Regions from separate parts of the Homo sapiens genome. Here region 1 is linked to region 2. A link is a loop called in an ENCODE intact Hi-C map of the cell type or tissue named here. Cell type or tissue: PC-3. All regions are shown on one strand. Links, peaks and the distances in the headings refer to the core of each region. The heading gives the core; the rest is flanking DNA. Region 1 overlaps COL21A1 (collagen type XXI alpha 1 chain). Region 2 overlaps COL21A1 (collagen type XXI alpha 1 chain).

Region 1 (5,392 bases), core at 194-5,193, 55 kb after region 2:
CAATTTCATGGCTTATATTTGCTTTTTATTCTTTGGCCATGAACTATAGAGTCCATTTAAAATTGAAAGTGTTGGCCAGGCATGGTGGCTCACACCTGTAATCCCAGCACTTTGGGAGGCCGAGGCGGATGGATTACCTGAGGTCAGGAATTCGAGACCAGCCTGACCAACATGGTGAAACCCCATCTCTACTAAAAATACAAAAATTAGCCGGGCATGGTGGTGCATGCCTGTAATCCCAACTACTCGGGAGGCTGAGGCAGGAGAATCACTTGAACCCAGGAGGTGGAGGTTGCAGTGAGCCGAGATCGTGCTATTGCACTCTAGCCTTGGCAACAAGAGTGAAATTCCGTCTCAAAAAAAAAAATTGAAAGTGTTTTCCTTTTATTTTATTTTAGCTTTACAGGCAACTAATTGTAAAATAGGAGGTTAATAATGTTGTCTATGAGGATTTTTATTATACTTTACTCACTCACATGATAATGGTGGTTATATTTTTCAAGTTTCTCCATCCATTCATCTAAAAAGCTCTAATATTTCATGCCTATAATAAAATTGTTATATAAGTCTTTAGTACATTTAAAGAATATAAAACAAAAGAGGCATTGCTTCTCTAGGGAGTAATTAAATTTAAGACATGTAATCCATTTCTATGATGAAACACAGATTTCCCATTAGAAGACAAATCATTCATTTAAATCAGTTGAGTAGGAGAGTATCAAAAGAAAATACATCTGGTTACATTTAAGGTTCAGAAAAAAATCATGTACACAAAGATTCTGTGGCTTTCAGCCTAGAGGATTTTCATGAGGTTATCAATCAGATATCTTTTTATTCAGTGTAAGCTCCTATTCTTTAAAAAAAAGGGACTCCCAGGGAATGTTTGCAAGAATTTCAAAGTGAGTCACACAGATTAGTACTTACAGTTTCCAAAAAACTGAAGCCTACTTGGTGGCTTTGACAATGGAGGGTGAGTGGATTAATCTATGTCCTTGACTTTGACCATCCTTTTACATTTTTTGCTCTCATACCAGTGAGTATCATGTGACTCAATCAGTATTTTTTTTTTATTAAATGCTGACAAAGTTATATTAAAGTAAGAGATATCCACATTCTATTCAGAACAAAAAAAAAAAAATTGGAATCCCTGGATAAGCTTTTATTGCTGTTACTCTACCAGTCACTTCTGGGATAAACCGTGTTCTTCCAACATTACTTTCTGGGATAATCAGTTCATGTATTTGTTGTCTTTTCATCTGAAGTCAAGCTGATCATGACTGACAGTAACATCAGTAGATGAGAGGACAGGAGCATGTTATTTTTTTAATATTATTTTCCTCTTTATTGTCTTGAGCTTATTTTTGTCTTCCCACTGAAAAGTAAAAGTGTCCCTCTAATATGAAGGGAAAGACTGTACTTTCTTATTTCATATTTTATTCAGGCTTTCTTTGGATGCCATAAGTAATATCCTTCATTCTATAACATGACTTACTGAAACACTTATTTATTTGCTTTTCCAAGTAACTGAATCATTAAATTTAAAAACTATATTAAATTCCTCTAAAAATTTAGGTACTAGGTTTATGCAATTTTCTTTACATGCTTAGCACATTTGTTTAATGTGCCAAACAAAACACATTAAAATTTTCTGGCAGTCACCAGTAAATGTTTCTTATGATAATTACAGCTATTACATTGGGGTTTTGGGTAAGGGGATAATATTAATTTTAAAAAAAACATAAAAATTGTAAGCAATGTAGAATGATATTTGCATAATGCATTCATGGTAAACTACCTTTAAATCAAAGATGCTCAAGTGTGTAACATCATTAGCTATTGCCAGAGTAACAAAATGTGCCATGATTCATCTTGATAGTCACCAAAAGGCTTTCACCTTATGAGAAGTAAATTAATTGATACATGCATTAAGATTTTACATTTTATTTTATTTTTTTAAACTGTAAAGTATTGGAAGATACTCATGGAGTGTTCTGTGCATCTTATTTCCACCTATTTTCCCAAAGATGTTGAGATACATCCCCTACAGCCTTGGGAGACAGTGTCTCTCTCCTGGGATAAGGGCAAATTTGTTTCCTGACTGGAATAAGAAAGGTAATTTTTTCCAGTATAAACATTGGAGAGATTTACTAGTACCCTTTTTATAAGACTGGGGATTTATTGAGCTTGGAGTTCTTCAGCCATGACACACACCCACTATGCACATAGCATCTATCTGGGTCCTTCCATATCACCCCACGGGGCTTAGGGGAAAAAGCAACCAATGCAAACATGAAGCTGTGAGTAATAAAGTCTTTTGTCCCTGACTCAACAGTCTCCTCTCTGCCAACACCTATAAAACTGTACCAGACTAGTTAGCTTGCAAGTAGGGTAAAATCTCAGGCTCATAGTTCTTGACATAAAAATAGTAGACAGACAATAATTACTTCTTAAACAAAGAGAACAAATAGCCATGTATAGCTGAATTCCATGACTTAACGTGGAGGCTTACAATTTTCTTTAGCAAAAGTGTGTCATAGTCTGTACTTTATTTTATATGTAATTAAAACAAAAATACTATTTTAATGCTTCTCATTCTGAAACCCATATACCTTATGTCAATAAGTGATGCTACTGAATAATTCACAGTCTTTTTGGAATATGGGAGACATAAACGAATTTTTTAAAAATCATATTTAATACCAAAAAAGGATTGGGTTTCTAAAAATCAGCAGATGTAACTAAATCAAAACAAAAACATCGACATTATGGGCCGTTCTTTCTCTGATATTTCCCTGTTTTACCAAGTCCCTTAATGGAAAAAGCACATCAATATGGGCCATTAAATGAAAACAATGACATACTGGATTTCATTTGGACAAATATGCTGAAATATTATAGTTAAATTAAACTCCATTATTTAACAAAAAGTACTACTTAACCTATCACAACTAGTGAACCAAATCACACCAACCTCTTTTCCCACCTACCTCTCATCATCAAACTCATGGTGATAAAGAACAGCAATGCTGTTGAGCAAGATACCATGCATGCAGTGTAAATTGTAACATAAAACTAAAATGTAATAAACAGGGAAAGAAAAACAAAATTCTGACCCTCCAGGAAAAAAAAGTCAGAAAAGATTGCCCTTTTCTCAAATTCTAAAAAATGATCACTTTAACCACTAAATTAGTTTAAACACCACTGACTCCTCCAAAGCCACAAATTTTAAATTTTTCCCCACAAAGCCTTAAAACATTTCATTTTCCTTTGACATTATGCAAGTTACAATAAGATTTCTACTAAAGCAAACAACTGCCCCTGTACTCAACAATCATTTCTTTAAATCTTTTTGAAACCCCCCAAGCTATCAAGAAACTAACCACTAGGTCAACTGGTCTTCATTCATTCCAACACCTGCTGCTGAGTGATAGAATGACTCAAAATTTCTGAACTCTTTTAGAGCTTCACTTTGAGTGGGCTACTACTCACTCCTCAGTAAGGAAACTTGAAAGCCTTAAGTAGCTAAGTTCTCTACTCTAGCCCAGACAGAATCTATGGTAGCTAGTGGAATGAAGGCAACAAAAATGTACTTGACAGCAGAGACCTGGTATTTGGCTGCCTACAGGTTGCCACTTGGGCAAATTTTCAGCTTGTTCCTGTCCAAAGGATGTGCTATTTTCAGGTACTCAATGAAAAATAATCTACATCAGAAAATAATCTGATGAGAACTTTGGCATAAAAACAAAAGGATTCCAAATTTTAAACATATTCATGGCCTTTAATTTTTTTAGTCTTTTTAAAATTTAATTACTTTAAAAAGACAAGAAACACAATAATTACGGGAACAAAAAAGAGTATTTTGAAATTAAGTTTGAGTAATTCTAGAATGGCAGAAGGTAAAATTAGACACAGCTAGTCACCCAAGTGCCTGAGATGTCTTACCATTCCTATGTGATGGTCTTCCTGTGGGCTTTGTTTCCTGGGTAGGAGATCCCTGGAAGCATACAGTGTTTAAATAGATTAATCACAGAGCATCCTGTCTTCATTGTGGTGTACATGTTTCTGGAAGTTACAAAGAGTATTATGCCTGCATTTCATGATGTCCTTTTCTCACCTTATTTCAAATATTCTTCCCAAGAATAAGAGTACAAATAGTACATAGAATTGTTTAAAGAATCCAAATATCTTGACTTTTTCTTTTCAAATCTAATTTTAGGAATGTTACCAATTGTTAATTCATTTAACATCAGGGAGAAAAATAAGTGTAGGGCATAGCCGAATTACCTACAGGGTAGCTTTTACAGTCAGGTGTATACCAAAAAAAGTCACTTTGCTTTCTTCACCTGGAAATATAGGAATGTTATATCATTCCTTTCTAGAAAGAAGAGCAAAGTAACTTTTTACAAAATGTTCCTCGTTATTTAATGTATATGAACACATCTACTAATGATTCTACTGTAACTTTCAAGAGATAGATATTTGTCCCTCTTCCTCATAATCCCAGAGGGAAAAGGTAACTATCATGAAACATTTTTAAAAGCTTTATATATTATATCAATATAAAATAAACCAGTTCCTCCATTATATTAATGGTATCTGGCTTTTCAAGACAGAATTCACTAAGGATGTTGAAAATATAAACCACACACCAAAATGTTAGACTTCCATTTGGAGGCCAAAGCTAACTGGCAAGCCTAATTTGAGTCACACTGTGAAACCCCATTTTCCTAACTTAATTTATCTTGAATTGTTTGTGTGATGGTGTTGTTTGGTTTGCTTTTATGGTGCAATGCACTGGTATCTTCAGCACTGCAGTTTATATGAAAATCCAATGTTCCTCACTTCCATAAAAAACAGTGCAAGGTGATAAAACTAAATTAGGGAAGAGTTATGTTGTTATGACAATGAAACTTTCGAAGAGACTATCAAACTTTGAAAACAGGTCACTGAGAAGAATTAAGAAATACTTTCTTTGGATTTTTTTTAAGTAGATAAGATTCCCATCTCTGTGGGATGGCTCGTATAGGGGGAGCCCACAAACAGTATAATGGACTTTGAATCGCCCAAGTTATTTTCCAAACTTAAAATGGTGCCATGACAGGTCCTCAAACGAACTAAGAGAGCAACTTTCTCAATAAGTAAAAGCAGGATACAGTTCCAGATCATGAAAACTCTGCAATGCTGGTTTTGTGACCTTGACTCAGCGTCACTGGGATGCTACCAAGAAACCACAATTCTTGGCAGCTGCACATTCAATGTACAAATGTTTACCAGATGTGAAGTTCATATGATCTATGCTGTATAATAGAAACAAAAATGAATGTGCTGTGTAATATGACATGCTAGTTCATGCTGTGAGCCAGCAAGCAAGAAAACTGGTCTCATATCTAGA
Region 2 (5,392 bases), core at 193-5,192:
TAGGGTGGACTCAAGAAGCCATCTTTGGTCTTCGCTATTTAGTTGCTGGCATGGAGTGTTGTGTGATTAGTAGGCCCAGCACCTGTTAATGTTTAAATATTTACTACAATTTGACATGTAGCATTAATTCATAGAGACCACATGTGTAAACACGTATATGAAAATGACAGACTCTTCCTTTAATAGAAACAGTGCAGGAGGGACATACCTTTTCAAATAAAGGGTTTTTCTAGAAATGGCATTTACAGACACATTTCTCCATCCAAATACAGATACTCCAGTTTAAGGAGGTATCAAAAAGTCAAAACAAAACTTCTGTAGGTATAATTTGAACATACCACAATTGCTTTATTTTTAAGAAACAGTTTTGTTTGTGAAGAACCCTGACATGAATTAATCTAATTTTATCCTTGCAGCTGCAAAGACATTTTTATAGCCCCACTTACAGATGAAACTATATTTTCTTTTCCAAATTTATTACTTAAACTATGTTTCTCTTGGGAAACATGAAATTAATGTTTCCTAGAAATGTAGAATTCTATCCTGAACCCAGGGGAACATTTTTCTAAATATTCTTATGAAATAGATTAAGTCCAATTCTGCATTTTAATACATATACATATGCATAATTTCACTAATGAACTGACCACATTTTGGTGAACAACTTAAGGGAATTCATAAGTATGTTAAATATGATTAAATGTGGTGAAAACTATTACAAAGGACAGCAAAAGTTTCATTCTATATAATTCAAAGAGTAAATCATTATTTATCTACCTGAACAGTTTCTTCTTTTCCAGAATATTTTCCAATTTGGGTTTGCCCATTGATCAAGATCCCTAAAACTGGATGTAAGGGCTTGTTTTCAATTTGTTGGTCATCAATATACAAAGTCACATCTTGTTCTGTTACTAAGAGACGAATTTGGTGCCAGCCTTCATCAAACAACGTCTACAAAAAGAAAGTGTGGAAGATTCATAAATAAAGCCCCTAACAATATTTTATTTTCTTTGTTCTTACTCCCTTGTTCCTAACCATTGCTGAGAAACTTCATCCCACACAGACTGACTGTATTATACATTAATTCACCCTGATCCAAGGTGGACCTCATATGCTATCCACCAATTCTTTCATTAATCTTTATCTGAGTTCCTATTACATATTTCAAAGAAACTGTCAAACAACTTACTAAAGCAACTACCTCAAAATCATAAATGAGTTTAATAATCTCTGAATCCAAATGGCTTCCCTCCTTGCCTCATCTCATTTATTTCATTGCAACTTTGGGCCCCATAACTAATCAATCTTCCTTGATAATCTCACTCAACTTCTGGAATTCAAACAATCTTGATCATTTTCATTTCTTCCTCCCTAGTTGCTCATTCTCTCTCTCTGTCTCTGAGTGTTCTTCTCCCTCAACCTACCCTTTAATGAGGGCATTACTCATAGGTCTATTCTGGACATTTTTCACCCCCTCTTTGACTCATCCATTCCTCCAGGCCAATTATCACTGGTATATAATAACTACCATGTCTACACTAACAGCCTGTACCTCTCCTATGTGTGGGTCCTATAATTCTAATACTAGGTAGAATAATTTTTCAGGATGTTTCACAATTAGCCCAACAACGTATGCAACAAAATAAACTTGAACTACCCCCCAGAGTTTTCTTCTTGACCCCATTTCCCTACGTAATAGCATCCTCTAAACATAAGTTTCTTTCTTTGAGTTGCAGTAACTAACCAGATGCAGAGTTCTACCCAATATATTTCTTCAACTTGACTCAAATTCATTTCTTCATTTGCATTGTCACTACCATAATTTAGGCTCATGGAACTCTTGTTTTACTTCAATAATTTTCAAATCTATCTAGATCTCTCACCCTTTCATTTCCAAGCCATCCTTCAGATCACCACTAGGATTAATCTCTCTCCCTACAGTTCTGTTAGGGGAGATGTTCCATCTTATTAATTTCTGTATCCCCAGGACCTGGCCTAATTTAAGGATAAAGTTGAAAGTATTATTTATGGACAGAAGAAGAAAAAGAAGTAGAGAAGATTGCCTTGACCATGACACACTATGGTCAAGACCTTTTGATGAAACATTCACTGAATAAAGTCCAAACCACATTATATGGCTTTCCAGGCCCCTCATAAATTGGGCTTACACCTAGATAGCTTTTTCTTCCATGCATCTTATACTGTAAACACAGGAGAGTCACTTTGCATTCTCTAAATAAAAACCCTGCATTTTATTACACACCTGATGACTCAATACTGAATCATTTATTTAATGCGCCCTTATATTCATCTCCATCAAAATGCTATACATCCTTCAAGGTCCAGTTCAAAAATTATTTCATTTATGCAGATTTCCTCTTATTTTATGTTAGAACACATTTTCCCATCCACACTCCACTAACACTTTGTACTTCTATTTCATACCAGTTGCCTTGAATATCCTATTGTAAATACGCTCTTTGAAGGTAAGAAACATGCCTTATTCATTTGTCATTTCTTACAGAATCTGGCACACTGGCTTTAATGAAGACAGCAAATAACAATTTTTTAAATGTAATATAATTACTAAATGAAGAAATTGCATACTTTATATATATTACCATATATATTTCCTAAACTGTGTAATATGGCTTTAGACTATCATAATAATGAGCAAAACTTAATTACTTTTATTATTGCATCTGGATTCTGAAAACATGATTTTGAAAATAAACTTTTTCAAGTTTGTATATTCTATTAAATATGTATTCCATTAGGGTAAATAAAATGTCCTCCTAAATTAAGGTAAATTTCATACCTATTATGTATCTGGTATTTAATATTCTAACAGATATGTCTTCATGTAAATATCCTGTAGAACATGGCAGTGTAAAACAGACCAATATGGACTTTGACGTCAACTAGACCAAAATTTAATTCCTGATGTCATCACTTATTAGCTGTTCTATTTTGAGGGAGAACTTAACATCCTTGAATATTAGTTTGTCTGCAAAATGGGAGCAATGGTTTCTTTATTGGATGGCTATTATAATTAAATGTGCCTGGTACCTAGTAGTAGGCACTCAAAATATGTCAGTTCCCCCTCAGCATTTGTCCCCATATTGATCAAGAAACAATTTTCCTTTCTTTGTTAGTTTTCTTCAACACAGAAACATTAAAATTTAAAGTAAAAATATTTCCAATCATGTTAAAATTATAGCCCTCTTTTCCCCAACACACATAAACCCAATAGTGCTTCCCCATGAATATCATAATCATGGTATTATCCCAGGCATCTTTACCTTAACTTGAGGGTTAGCAAAGGTAACCACTTGTGAGCCATTAATTACGCTGGTTGTTGTAAATAATAAGATTTTGTCCACACCATTTAAGGTAACTGCTATTTGTGGCCTTCCATCAATAGTTAATATTCTCCATAAATCCCAAATTTTCTTGACTTTAAATCTTTGAGTAGACACAAATACATATGATGGAGGAAGACCTTCTGGGAAAACATTGCTAGAAAAAGAAGAGCAAGTGTAAGCTTAAAGAATTCTTGACATGTCCACAGACATATCCCCCCAAAAAAGTTGTGTCAACATATAATGCATACCTTGTGAGTTCTGATAAATCAACTTTTGATGTTACTTCATATCCTTTTATCTTTTTTGGTGAAAGCTGTATTCTTTTCTTAACCTTTTTATTTACATCTAAACCTAAAAGAATATCAAATCCCCTTTCATCACGAGCTGCCACTGGAATTCGTGTTGGACAGACAGATTCTATAAAGCAAAAGCAATAAAAGTTGGTTAATCATGGACTATTCAAACAATAAAAGAAAAATCAAGGGAGAAATACTAGACAATATAGTATTCTATCATTAGAATTATAAAATCTACATATGTATACAAATGTATAGTATATAAATGTATATGAATACATTTTCTGAGAAAATGTAGAAGTATTTTACACATTTAAGAGTGAGATCTTAATATGCTTTTTTCTCTAAAAAATAAGGGATAAAAGTAAAACAAAAATATAAATATTTGTTAATGTATTGTCTTTAGCAAAAAATTGAGACAATAGCAATATGAGACAATATAACACCTATGGAAAAGAAAAACAATGGAACAGGATTTATCATTCTCATCCAGGATTTCCTATTAACTAGTCATACAACTTTGGATAATGCTTTTAATTTATTTAATTCAAAAATGAACACTAAAATTCTTTTCTTGCATTCTTAGCATTTAAGGGGTAAAAAGTATTTTCTGTTCTTGATTTTCTTTCCAGTTCAAGCAGCTTATATTTCTATAGCTCAAATATCATTAGTCTGTCTCTCTGGAAAAAACTTAACCTGGGTCCCATCTATTCATGAAAGTTCTTCAGACGGACATATTATCTCATCTATAATTATATATTAATCATACTTATAAAGAATATTTTCTTAAGAATAATCATTAGCATTACATAGTCAGCTATATAGGTAATAAGTATGATATACTTTAGCTGAAGTATACAATGACTGAAAAAATTTACTAAAGATGATTAATAGCAGACTTTAACAAGCAGAGGGAAAAGAATCAGCAAACTCAATAATTGGTCATTTGAAATTATCCAGTTAGAGAAACAAAAAGAAAAAGGAAGAGAAAGAGTGAAGAAAGCCTAAGAGATTTAAGCAACACCATCAAGCATACCAATATATGCATTTTGCGAGTTCCAGAAAAAAAAAAAAGAAGAGGGTGAAAAGGGGACAAAAAGCTTATTTAAAGAGATGAGGCCAACAACTTCCCAAATCTGGGAAAGGATATGGATACTCGAATTCAAGAAGCCTAATATATGCTAAGTTAAACCCAAAGAAATCCACACTGAGACACATTGTAATCTAATCGTCAAAAGTTAAAGGCAAAGATCACATTTTGAAAGCAGCAAGAAAAAAGAGACTTGTTATGTACAAGGGAACCTTGATAAGACTATCAGCAGATTTCTCAATAGCACCATTGCAGGCCAGGAGTGGGATGACATATTCAAAGTGCTGAAAGGAAAGAAAAAACCTGCCAAACAAGAATGCTATGTCTGGCAGAACTGTTCTTCAAAAATGAAGGAGAAATAAAGACTTTTCTAGATAAACACAAGCTGAGAAAGTTCATCACCATCAGACCTGCCTTATAAGAAATTCTCAAGGAGTCCTTCAAGATCAAACAGAAGTATACTAATCAGCAACATAAAAGCATAAGATAGTATAAATTTTTCAGATAAAAGTAAATATATAGACAGACACACAATATTATAATACTGTAACAGTGTGCATAAATGACTTTTAATTCTGGTGTAAAAGTTAAAAGACAAAAGCATTTTTAAAAACTGTAACTTTAAAAATATGTTAACAGAT

The links. A loop is a pair of places that touch in the nucleus more often than their neighbours do. Peaks named below come from ENCODE experiments on the same cell type or tissue, not always from the same donor. Only the 100,000 strongest peaks of a DNase experiment are listed, where the experiment ranks them.
Region 1: it touches region 2 in a loop (2.5-fold over the local background); 1 of 110 quality-filtered maps calls a loop at or near these places.

The regions. Positions count from the first base shown.
Region 1 is chr6:56,221,918-56,227,309 of GRCh38, forward strand. All of the region lies in intron 1 of COL21A1 (collagen type XXI alpha 1 chain), which reads right to left. Among named protein-coding and RNA genes, the nearest start is that of COL21A1, 23 kb to the right of the region's middle. In PC-3, for the core only: no CTCF peak of the experiment used is centred there; a DNase peak (open chromatin) is centred at 2,274; H3K27ac peaks cover 2,671 bases.
Region 2 is chr6:56,167,347-56,172,738 of GRCh38, forward strand. It overlaps COL21A1 (collagen type XXI alpha 1 chain), which reads right to left. Exons shown (of 30, transcript NM_030820.4): 4 at 3,614-3,782; 5 at 3,303-3,519; 6 at 778-951. Among named protein-coding and RNA genes, the nearest start is that of COL21A1, 78 kb to the right of the region's middle. In PC-3, for the core only: no CTCF peak of the experiment used is centred there; a DNase peak (open chromatin) is centred at 2,205; H3K27ac peaks cover 635 bases.